Regions from separate parts of the Mus musculus genome. Here regions 1 and 3 are each linked to region 2. Evidence: chromatin contacts called from ENCODE Hi-C or POLR2A ChIA-PET data. All regions are on one chromosome and are shown on one strand. Each heading gives the region's core, a stretch centred on a gene start or an enhancer-like site at or near the end of the contact. The rest is flanking DNA. Distances are from core to core; before and after follow the strand shown.

Region 1 (2,700 bases), core at 125-2,624, 150 kb before region 2:
CTTGTGCATCTGTGTGTTGACATGTGCACATGATCACAGAATGCCTGACTGTCTGGGGATGGCCAGAGGCGTTGTACTGGACACCAGGTACCTCTCCCGAACATGTGTGTTCTTAGGCCCTAAGGCTGGCTCAGACCTCAGCTACTCTGCACATGTGAGGGGAACCTGTCTTGTGCTTTTGGATCTCAGTGCCACCTTTGTAAAAATTGTGTCTAAGCTGGCTGGTGGGAGGGCAGGAGACGCTGCATCAATGGCAGGCTCTGAGCAGGCAGCCGGTGCTCCCATACAGTTGTCCTCTTGAGACAGACATGAAATTGGAGTCTAAAACCTGGTTCTTATGCTACTAATTCAACAGAGCTTACATCCTGATTTCAGTGGAGAGAGGCAGGCCAGTTCTAGCTTATGTCATTAGGGTGGGGACAAGTCAAGGCTTCTGACCTGAGTCCGAGAGAGGGGTCCCACCCCACCTACCTTTGGGGGCACTTAAGATTCATAGTAACTCTTTCTAAGAGAAAAGACATCTGTGCTAAGAATAGCTGTGCCTGCCTGCACACGGAGCCGAGCCGGGGGCTCAGACCTCCTTCAGCTGAAAGACATCTTGCTAAGGTGAAACACTTGCTGATAACCTTGACTCTAGTTAGGACCTTAGCCAAAGAAGAGGTTAGCTGTTGTGTTGGGGCTCAGCTGGCTCTTCCATCCCCACTCTGTCATCATAGCCATGATGATGGCCTTCACCAGGGCTGGTGCTCGGCCTTCTTGTCCCTTTCAGGGACTCCCAGCTCCAGCTGCCTGCAGCATGTGGCTTGACGGAGTAGTCTTTATTAAATGCTTTTTTTTTAAAACTTTTATCTTAAACCTGATAAACCTAGCCATGAGCATCATTACCTGCTAAGGTACAAAGTGCAGCCTGGAAGACTATCCACACCCCCACGATCATGAGTACAGTCCACGACAAAGAAAGAAATGAAGTCTTCTTTAGAGGAAAAGCCCAGAGAGGCGAAGTCTGTGGTGCACACCCCATTATTAAGTCGATGGTTCAATCACAGCCTGTATTATTTTATTCTCAAATTCTGATGGGAGGCTATCGGTGGTCTCAAAAATGCCACAGACCACCCAAGAGGATAAGAGCACCTTAGGACCGTGACATGGAGAAAGCCTGCCTAGCTAAAAAGGGAACAGTGGTTCTGAGACAGAAACAAAACAAAACAAAACAAAACATAACATAACAACCTAAACCTTTTCCACTTTTCCCCAAACTGACAAATTTGACTTGTCAGATGCAAGTTCAACTTGTGGACAATCCACTAGCGACTGATAGTCACCATGGTAACTGCTGGTCACGTGCCGGCACAGAAGCCATCAAGACAAGAGAGCCGATTTCCAGACTGCTTTTCTTCTAGTAAATTCTGCGATGTCAGCCTAATTAACAGGAGCAGAATCGGGACCTTAGTTCAAGTAATTGGCAGGCATTCTTAAAGCAGAACAAAGATAATTTAGCACCTCTTTTCCTCGTCCCTGGGTGTGCGCCAGGCCTGGGAGGGAGGCTCGCTAGGCGCGTCTCCCTCACCTTCTCCCTGTGTTTGCCAAGCTCTGAGGAGGCTGACTTTGTGGAGTCCTGTCTGGAGAGAGACCCGAATTCTTCCCTTCAAGTTTTTTTTTTTTTTTTTTTTTTTTTAATATCAGAAACTAACGTGAGAGGGAGCCAGGAACAAATTCAGAACTACCCTAATTGCTCGTTTTAATAAGTATCAGAGTTCCATTCCTTTGATTTCTAATAGCGTCTCCAGGCAAAATATAGGTATAATGGGTTTTAAGCTTCTGTGTGTGACACTGCTTTGATTTTATAGTAGAAAGGAGGGTGTCCCAGACTCAAAGCACATCTCTTAGCTGAGTTTAAGGTTGGCCCGGGGACGAAGGAGAGCTGAATCTGAATTATCGCCGCAAATCACAGATTTGGCCCATGGTGGGGACCTAGCCTGCTACAAACGTCTGTGTCTCTCTGGCAAGAGGGTGGATTGGCAACTTGGTGCCCAGCTGGCCTCTGCCACCCACTGATGGCTTTTGGCTCTGCCCTCTTCTTCTGCTGGGCATCAGCCTGTAGAAAATCTGTGCCCAGGCATTCAGGTGGCTCAGCTGCTTCTTGTCCAAGTTTCCAGAACTTTCTTTTGTCTATCACCAGACAATAGTCCCATTGTCCCCCAGGCTAATGAAGTTTTTTTTTTTTTTTAAGTCAAAACATAATGATTTCAGACATGCCTTGGGCCTTTTACCTTTCTTCTGAGGCAGAGTGAGGCTGAGCCATCACTTAGGAGTCATGTTCTTCTCCAATACTGTTCTGGAGCGCTCATGCATGGAGTAAAGGCGACTTTTAATCAACCACACTGGCCATTGTTGTCTGCCCAGGGCTCCCAGTCACCTTGTCTGTGAGTGTATGAGAACTGTGAAAGTAAACAAAAGACAAAGACCAAAAACAAAAAACAAAAAAAAAAAAAAAAAGAAAGAAAGAAAAGAAAAGTGAAGGATATTCACTTGAAGTTTGCTACAGCAGAAAGGCAATTGGCTGCTGTTCCTTGGGTTTGGCAGGACTCAGAGACAGGAAAACGTGTATCAGGAAAGCTGTTGGTGGGAAACACACACAGCCCAGGGCTTCCCTGACTGGGAGCTGTTGGCAGGGATAGCTGGGGCCAGCTAACAGGAAGC
Region 2 (2,934 bases), core at 276-2,775:
CCGCCGCGCGGGCACCGCCAGCCCTGCGCCCCTGGCGCCGGCTGCCAGTGCTCCCCCATTGGCCCGCGCGCAGTCGCTCCCCATCGTAACCAATGGGCAGAGGCGGTGGGGGCGGCGCCTACGGGTCAGGCAGCCGAAGGCAAGGCGATTGTTGACAAACTCGCCGCCCAGCGCCGCTCAGACTGTGCCGGCCACCGCAGCTCCGGCTGGAACTTAGGGGGCCGGGCAGCTTCGCTTTGCGCCCCGCCCCACCCCTGGGCCAGGCCGGGACGGCGCGCGCTTTGCGGGAATTCCCGCCGCCAGGGCAGCGGGACATTAGAGACAAAGCGAGACACGCACCCCTCGGAGATCCGCGAGGCCACGATCGCACTCCAGGCCATTCCGAGCCAAGTCCCTAATGCCTCCGCAGTCCCCTGAAGAACTTCTCAGCAACTTCACCTGCTGTGTCCCCATGTGCTACCGAGTGCTACCGACACGAACCAAATATGAACGACCATCTCGGGTCTCGGGCATGCACATCCAGACCTCTGCCCCCACTGTTCAGTTAGCCTTCCTCAAGCAGTGCCTGCCCCGTGGGCAATAGGCTTGCGAGCTCAGGGGTCCGCCAGCCTATGCGACTGGGTCCCGGTGCAATCGGGCTAGGAGTAGTCGGCTAGCTGGGGCTTGGAATACGCGTAGCCTAAGTGGTCCTAGGGGGGTTACGGGGTTTCTTGTCTCCTGTAGATACGGTGTTCCTCAATATCCACAGGACGGTCGCAAAAGGAACCGGGCCGCCAGGGACATCCGGAAAGGAAATTGACCACTATGGCCAAACTGACTTGAATGGGTACAAGCAAAGTCTGGGCGCGTGTGATTTTAATACTCAAACCTCCGCAATGAACCCGCGTCAGCGAAGAGTTAAGTCTACCCGCCCGCCGCTACCGCGCGGCTACTTCTCCCGGGCCGTCTGGGTCGCCGCGACGCTTCCCGGCTGGACGCACTACCGGCACCACGAAGCGGGACCTCGGCTCCAAGCCGAGACCACGCGCCCTCCTTGCCCGCGAGAGATGCCTCAGCGGCCCCTCGTGCGGCATTGCGTCCCAACCCAGTCTTCGGCTAAGTGCCCGCAGCTTCAGTGCCGACAACCCTTCCCCAAAAGTGCCTTGGCACGCAGCGACCTCGACCCGACTCCCAGCGTTCGCCTCCTGCAGCCACGCGGGACAAACCAGTGCCTCCACCCGCACGTGCGACACCAGAGACAGATGAAGCCGCTGCGGCGCCTGTCTTCTATCCATCCCCAGCCTGCGCCCCGGGAGTCGCGGAGTGTTTACCTTGCGTTTCTCAGTCCGAGAATCAGAGTCAGACATTGGGTGGACGAGGGCCAGGGGAAGGGCGCCGAGGCGGTGGCGGCGGGAGCAGCGGAGGTGGTGTGAATCCAAGTGGAACACAGCTCGCAGAGCGGCTGCAGGAATCCGGTGACGGCGACGATGGCAAGGACCGCAGAGCTCCAACCAGCTGGTGACCCAGTGCCTGCGGGGAGCGAAGTGAAAGCAGCCTGCTCTTGAGACTCTGCGGTAGTTGAGCCCCCGCCCCCGCGCCCAATCACCGCGGGCTCCGCCCCCGTTTAGTCCGGCCCCCGGCAAGCCGGAAGGTAAGCCCCACCCCCCACGGCCCCCAGGCCGCTGGCGCGTGCAGGCTGCGACAGGTAGTGGGGAGGGTGGCCCCGCCGGCTGTCCTGCAGTTTGCGTGCGCCGCCCACCCCGGCGTGTTTACCCTAGTGTCTTGGCCTGCGGGCAGCTGCATGCTCGCCCATCCTCCACTCAGAATGTACCCGCCCCTCCCCGTCCGCCCGTGGCGGCCACCTCGCAGAGCGGAACTTAGGGGGCGCTCAGGGTACACTGCTCTGTGTCCAGCCCGGCCGCGGGCGCCAGTTGGAAGCCTCAGAAGGCGTCCCTCCGCCCTTGCTTTGCACAGCTTCTCAGCCCCAAACCATGAGGATTAGATTGGTGCAAGGATGGGCACTGGCCTTTGACTGTCCTTTCCTAGAATTCCTGACCTCCGGGGGACTCAGATCAGCAAGATGCTCACCCCTCTTCGTCTGCGCCTCAAGCGAGATTCTTCGTCGCCGCCGCCTTCTGCCTTCTGTCCTCCTTTAGGCTCTCCTTAGTGTTGTGTTTGTGTGTGTGTGCTGTTGTTGTTGTTGTGGTTTATATGTTTGTTTCCCTAGTGCCCAGTTACTTAAGAGGCAGAGGTGGTGGTGAGAAGGACAGTTGAGAGACAAGAGAAGCGGGAAGCTTCAGGGAGCGATGGGCGGGCACGACAAGCATATAAAATAGGGGAATGAGAAAGTTAGCTGGAAAAGAATAACTACAAGGAAAAGGAGGGGGGCTACCAAGGAAAGACGGTTGTGCCATGAGCGGTGTTGGGAGCCTCGAAATGTTTGGGGCTCACAGTGTACGCCAGGAACTGTCTATCCATCGGTCCGCCGATGCTGGCGACCATGGAGCAGCGGAGTTCAGGCCGAGCTGGGAAAACCATAAGGGGGTCGAAAAAAAAATCCCTTGATCTTCCTGAGGCCTTTGTGATTCCAACAGAAGTCTGGAAGTCAATGGCGCCATGTGCATCCCCACCCCCAGCCCCTTCTCTCATAGCGGCGGCCCAAAAAAGCTGCTCTGGAAATGGAACGTCCCACTCCCCACACGAGATTAAGGAAACTCTATTAATGGGCTACCCAACCTGCATCCAGGCTGGCAGTAAGTAGGACGTAGCCTTTTCTTGCAGAACAAGTGTTGCGACCTGCCGTCCCAATCAATGTTGGGCCATCTTGGTCATTTTGGTGTTTGTATGCGGATCTAACGTCACGGTGACACAGCACAGCCCCATGCTAAAGTCTAGCTTCTCAAGTGAATCCTGAGTGAGATCAAAGAAGCCATTGGTTCCCAGGGAAGCTGGGGT
Region 3 (2,907 bases), core at 48-2,547, 210 kb before region 2:
ATCCCGTCTCCACCTGCAGAGCAGGGAATTAGCCTGCAGCCCAGGGCTGGGCCAGCAGATGACTACAGGGAAAGGAGAGCTCGTGGGCGTGGAGCTTTCCACAACACACCGTGGCCTTGTTCTCTTTAGCTAGGCATTGTGTGCTGAGGCCCAAGCCCAAATCTGAATAGGATTCTGTGTAACTTGATCTGTTTTCTTTCTTTCCTGTATTCCTGTGAGCCAAATTTAACTTCACTCCAATCTGTGGCCTGTACATATAATGTTCTGCCGGAGGGTGGGGGTGGGCTGGGAGATGTGGGAGAGGGTGTATATGCTTGCGGTTTTTTTTTTCCTATCTTCCCCTTTCTACATTTTTTTTTTCTTTTGCTTGCCTGCGTTGCTCACCCACTGCTCACCCTTGGCCGGGTATAACTTAATATGGCTGTCTTGTCTGCAGCCATTAACCCTTTAGGGAAAGTGAGTGGGTTTTTTTTTTTTTTTCAGTCTCTCCTTAGCAAACCACAAAGTTTCCCAACCCCCACTCCCAGCGCCCCGTTGAGAAGCCTTGGCATTGCTTGAGTTAACAGTTGGCCTCCAGGAAACATGAACTTCCCTAGAAGTGCTTGTGCAGCAATTAATAGGCCTTCACTCAGATATGTAAAAATAGCCCCATGCTTGGAAACCCGCAGTTGAAAGACTCGGCTCCTAGGAGTCACCTGACTAGTGTTGGGTACCTCCTCTTTAAAAGGCTTGTGTCCTAAACGTCCCAGAAATATCCCAACATCGATGTGGGAAGGTTGCCAGGGCAGACAGAAATCCAATGTTCAATTAAAAGCTCCTCCAGCTGTGGCTAGGTCAGGCTTTGGCAGAGGCCAACAGCCTTGGGGTTCATGGGTGTGCCCTGCTGTTAACATGGAGGTGGGGATGGGGGTGCTGTCTGCTCCTCCTTTCTACTTAAGCAGCACCCCCTGCTTTTCATGATGGAGGGAGAAGACAGGCTGACTAAAGAGGGTTGGTAAGGGGAGGGCTCCCCTTACCTCCCAGGGCTGTCTCTTCCCTCCACGAAGGGCCGAATATTGGTCCTCAAGGTGTTGTATCTGGGGGACAGTCAGATAACGCACTGACAGCATAATGGTTTCAATGCTCACTGCTTCCAGAAATCACAAACATTCTGGGAAAACAATAATAACAACACCACCACAGAACCACGGGCCCTATCGGGAGGGGAAGATGTCTTGGGTCATTGCGAGCTATTTTTAGAATGGAAAATGTGCTGGCTCAGAGAAAACTAGTCATGTGCCCCAGTCCAAGTAGGGCACAGTGAACCCTGCCCCATGAGCCTGCTGTTCATTTTTACCCAGCCTTGGCATCTCTTCTCCTTCAAGAAGCCCTTCCAGCCAGTGGGGAAAGCGCCTAGGCAAGAGCCAGCTTCCCTAAACATCACTCCATGAGGACCCACACTTGACTCCTTCTGGGGCCCCTGCTACCTGCTGTCAAGTTGGTTGAAGAAGGGTCAGTGTTCCAATGTGGCTCACCTGCTTCACCTCAGGGCTACCGTGGATGTCCCTGTGGTGGCCCTCTGTCATTTTCTTTTTGTAACCACCATGGTATTTTTCAAGGTCCTGGACGTTCAGTGCATAACTGTCCCTCAGTGGAGTTGGCCATGTTTGCCCAGAAAGAGTAACCCAAACCTATGCTGCCTAGGTACCTGTTGTGGGCCAGGGGCCTACATGGCTTATCCACTGACCTTGACACAATGAGGAAGATATGGGAATGGTAACAAGGGAGTGGTCCACCGGACTGGTACCTCGAGGCACAATCAGGGATACATATGAACTAGAATATGATGCAGTCAAGCCTGGACTTTTGGAAAGGTACCAGCTACATCCCTCGTCAGCTGTCCAGCAGAGGGGACCCAGCAGTGATTGTGAAGGCATCACATGTGTGTGTCTGTACATGTGTAGGTGTCTGTGTCTGTGTGTACATGGAAGCCAGAGAACAGCCTCCGGCATCCGTCCTTAGGCACTCACCGTGGTTTGTTTGGCTTGTTTTTGTTTTCTGTTTTGTTTTTGAGCCAAGTGCTCTCATTGGACAAGTGGGCTAGGTTGGTTGGCCAATGAGCCCCTGGGACCCACCCATCTCTCCCTCCCCAGTACTGAGGTTATAAGCAATTGTCATTTGACCCAGCTGCTTTATAATTTGTGTTCTGAGGCCTGAACTCACTCTATGTTCTGGATTATCACTCCAGGATCTTCCCAGGATCCCAGTTGTGGCTCACTGCCGTACACTGGCCCAGTCTGGCCTCAGCATTGTGCAAGTCTGAAGCTGCTCTCTTCCTTGGAAGAAGTGGAAGCTTTCCTCTAGCCTGTGGTTAACTCTACGGCTGCCCCTGCACCAGCCCAGCCCACTCAGGACAAAAGCAGTTGCCTCCTTCCCATGCAGTGGGATTGACAATCTGCATCCCAAGACCCAAGTCCTTCATTACAAGAGGCCAGCCTCACTGAGCACCCTGGAGTATATTCTCAGCTCCAGGTGTAAAACTGGTTCTTATGGACTCTCAAGACTCAGGCAGCTACTTCCTTCTTGGACACAAGCCAGTGTCTTCCCCAGAGGTCACAGCTCAGTGCCCTGTGGTTGGGGCAAAGTGTGTACTCTTTTACAGAACTTTGGGTATGCTCTGACACAGCATGACCTAGGAGCTTGTCTAGAGAGGGTATGGGATGCCCATCAGCTCTAGATCTTTCCTGAAGCTAGTGTGGGAACTGGCTTAGAGCACCTGGGTGTTCCTATTCATTAATGTATCAGTTCAGAAGCCAATGCTCTTAGACTTAGTGAGTTTGGCTTGAACCACGTTGCCTGCCATTAGACTGTTTAGCCAGTGATTTCAGAAGACTGTGTTTCCATTCATCTGTCCCAATGAAGAAGGCT

What was found. Hi-C counts contacts between places; a loop is a spot of excess contacts on that map. ChIA-PET counts read pairs that join two places held with the same protein, here RNA polymerase II (POLR2A).
Region 1: a loop to region 2 is called in a map of heart, with 2.5 times the contacts of the local background. The contact joins the enhancer-like site here to the promoter of Bcl2l11 in region 2. A Hi-C loop is called at or near these places in 1 of 37 maps with a recorded cell type or tissue (heart). POLR2A ChIA-PET finds 5 or more read pairs at or near these places in 3 of 5 experiments (Patski and embryonic stem cell).
Region 3: a map of heart shows a loop between it and region 2 (3-fold over the local background). The contact joins the enhancer-like site here to the promoter of Bcl2l11 in region 2. A Hi-C loop is called at or near these places in 1 of 37 maps with a recorded cell type or tissue (heart). POLR2A ChIA-PET finds 5 or more read pairs at or near these places in 3 of 5 experiments (Patski and embryonic stem cell).

Annotation. Positions count from the first base shown.
Region 1 is chr2:128,277,550-128,280,249 of GRCm38, reverse strand. No RefSeq gene overlaps it. Among named protein-coding and RNA genes, the nearest start is that of Gm14009, 110 kb to the right of the region's middle. Within about 2 kb of position 1,374, at least 1 of the 3 ENCODE cell types and tissues checked has a DNase peak (open chromatin) inside an H3K27ac peak, as active enhancers do; it is heart, where a contact is called at or near this core.
Region 2 is chr2:128,124,629-128,127,562 of GRCm38, reverse strand. It overlaps Bcl2l11 (BCL2-like 11 (apoptosis facilitator)), which reads right to left and starts at 1,525. Exons shown (of 4, transcript NM_207680.2): 1 at 1,311-1,525. It also overlaps a transcript of Acoxl not described here.
Region 3 is chr2:128,337,066-128,339,972 of GRCm38, reverse strand. All of the region lies in intron 1 of Morrbid (myeloid RNA regulator of BCL2L11 induced cell death), which reads left to right. Among named protein-coding and RNA genes, the nearest start is that of Gm14010, 84 kb to the left of the region's middle. Within about 2 kb of position 1,297, at least 1 of the 3 ENCODE cell types and tissues checked has a DNase peak (open chromatin) inside an H3K27ac peak, as active enhancers do; it is heart, where a contact is called at or near this core.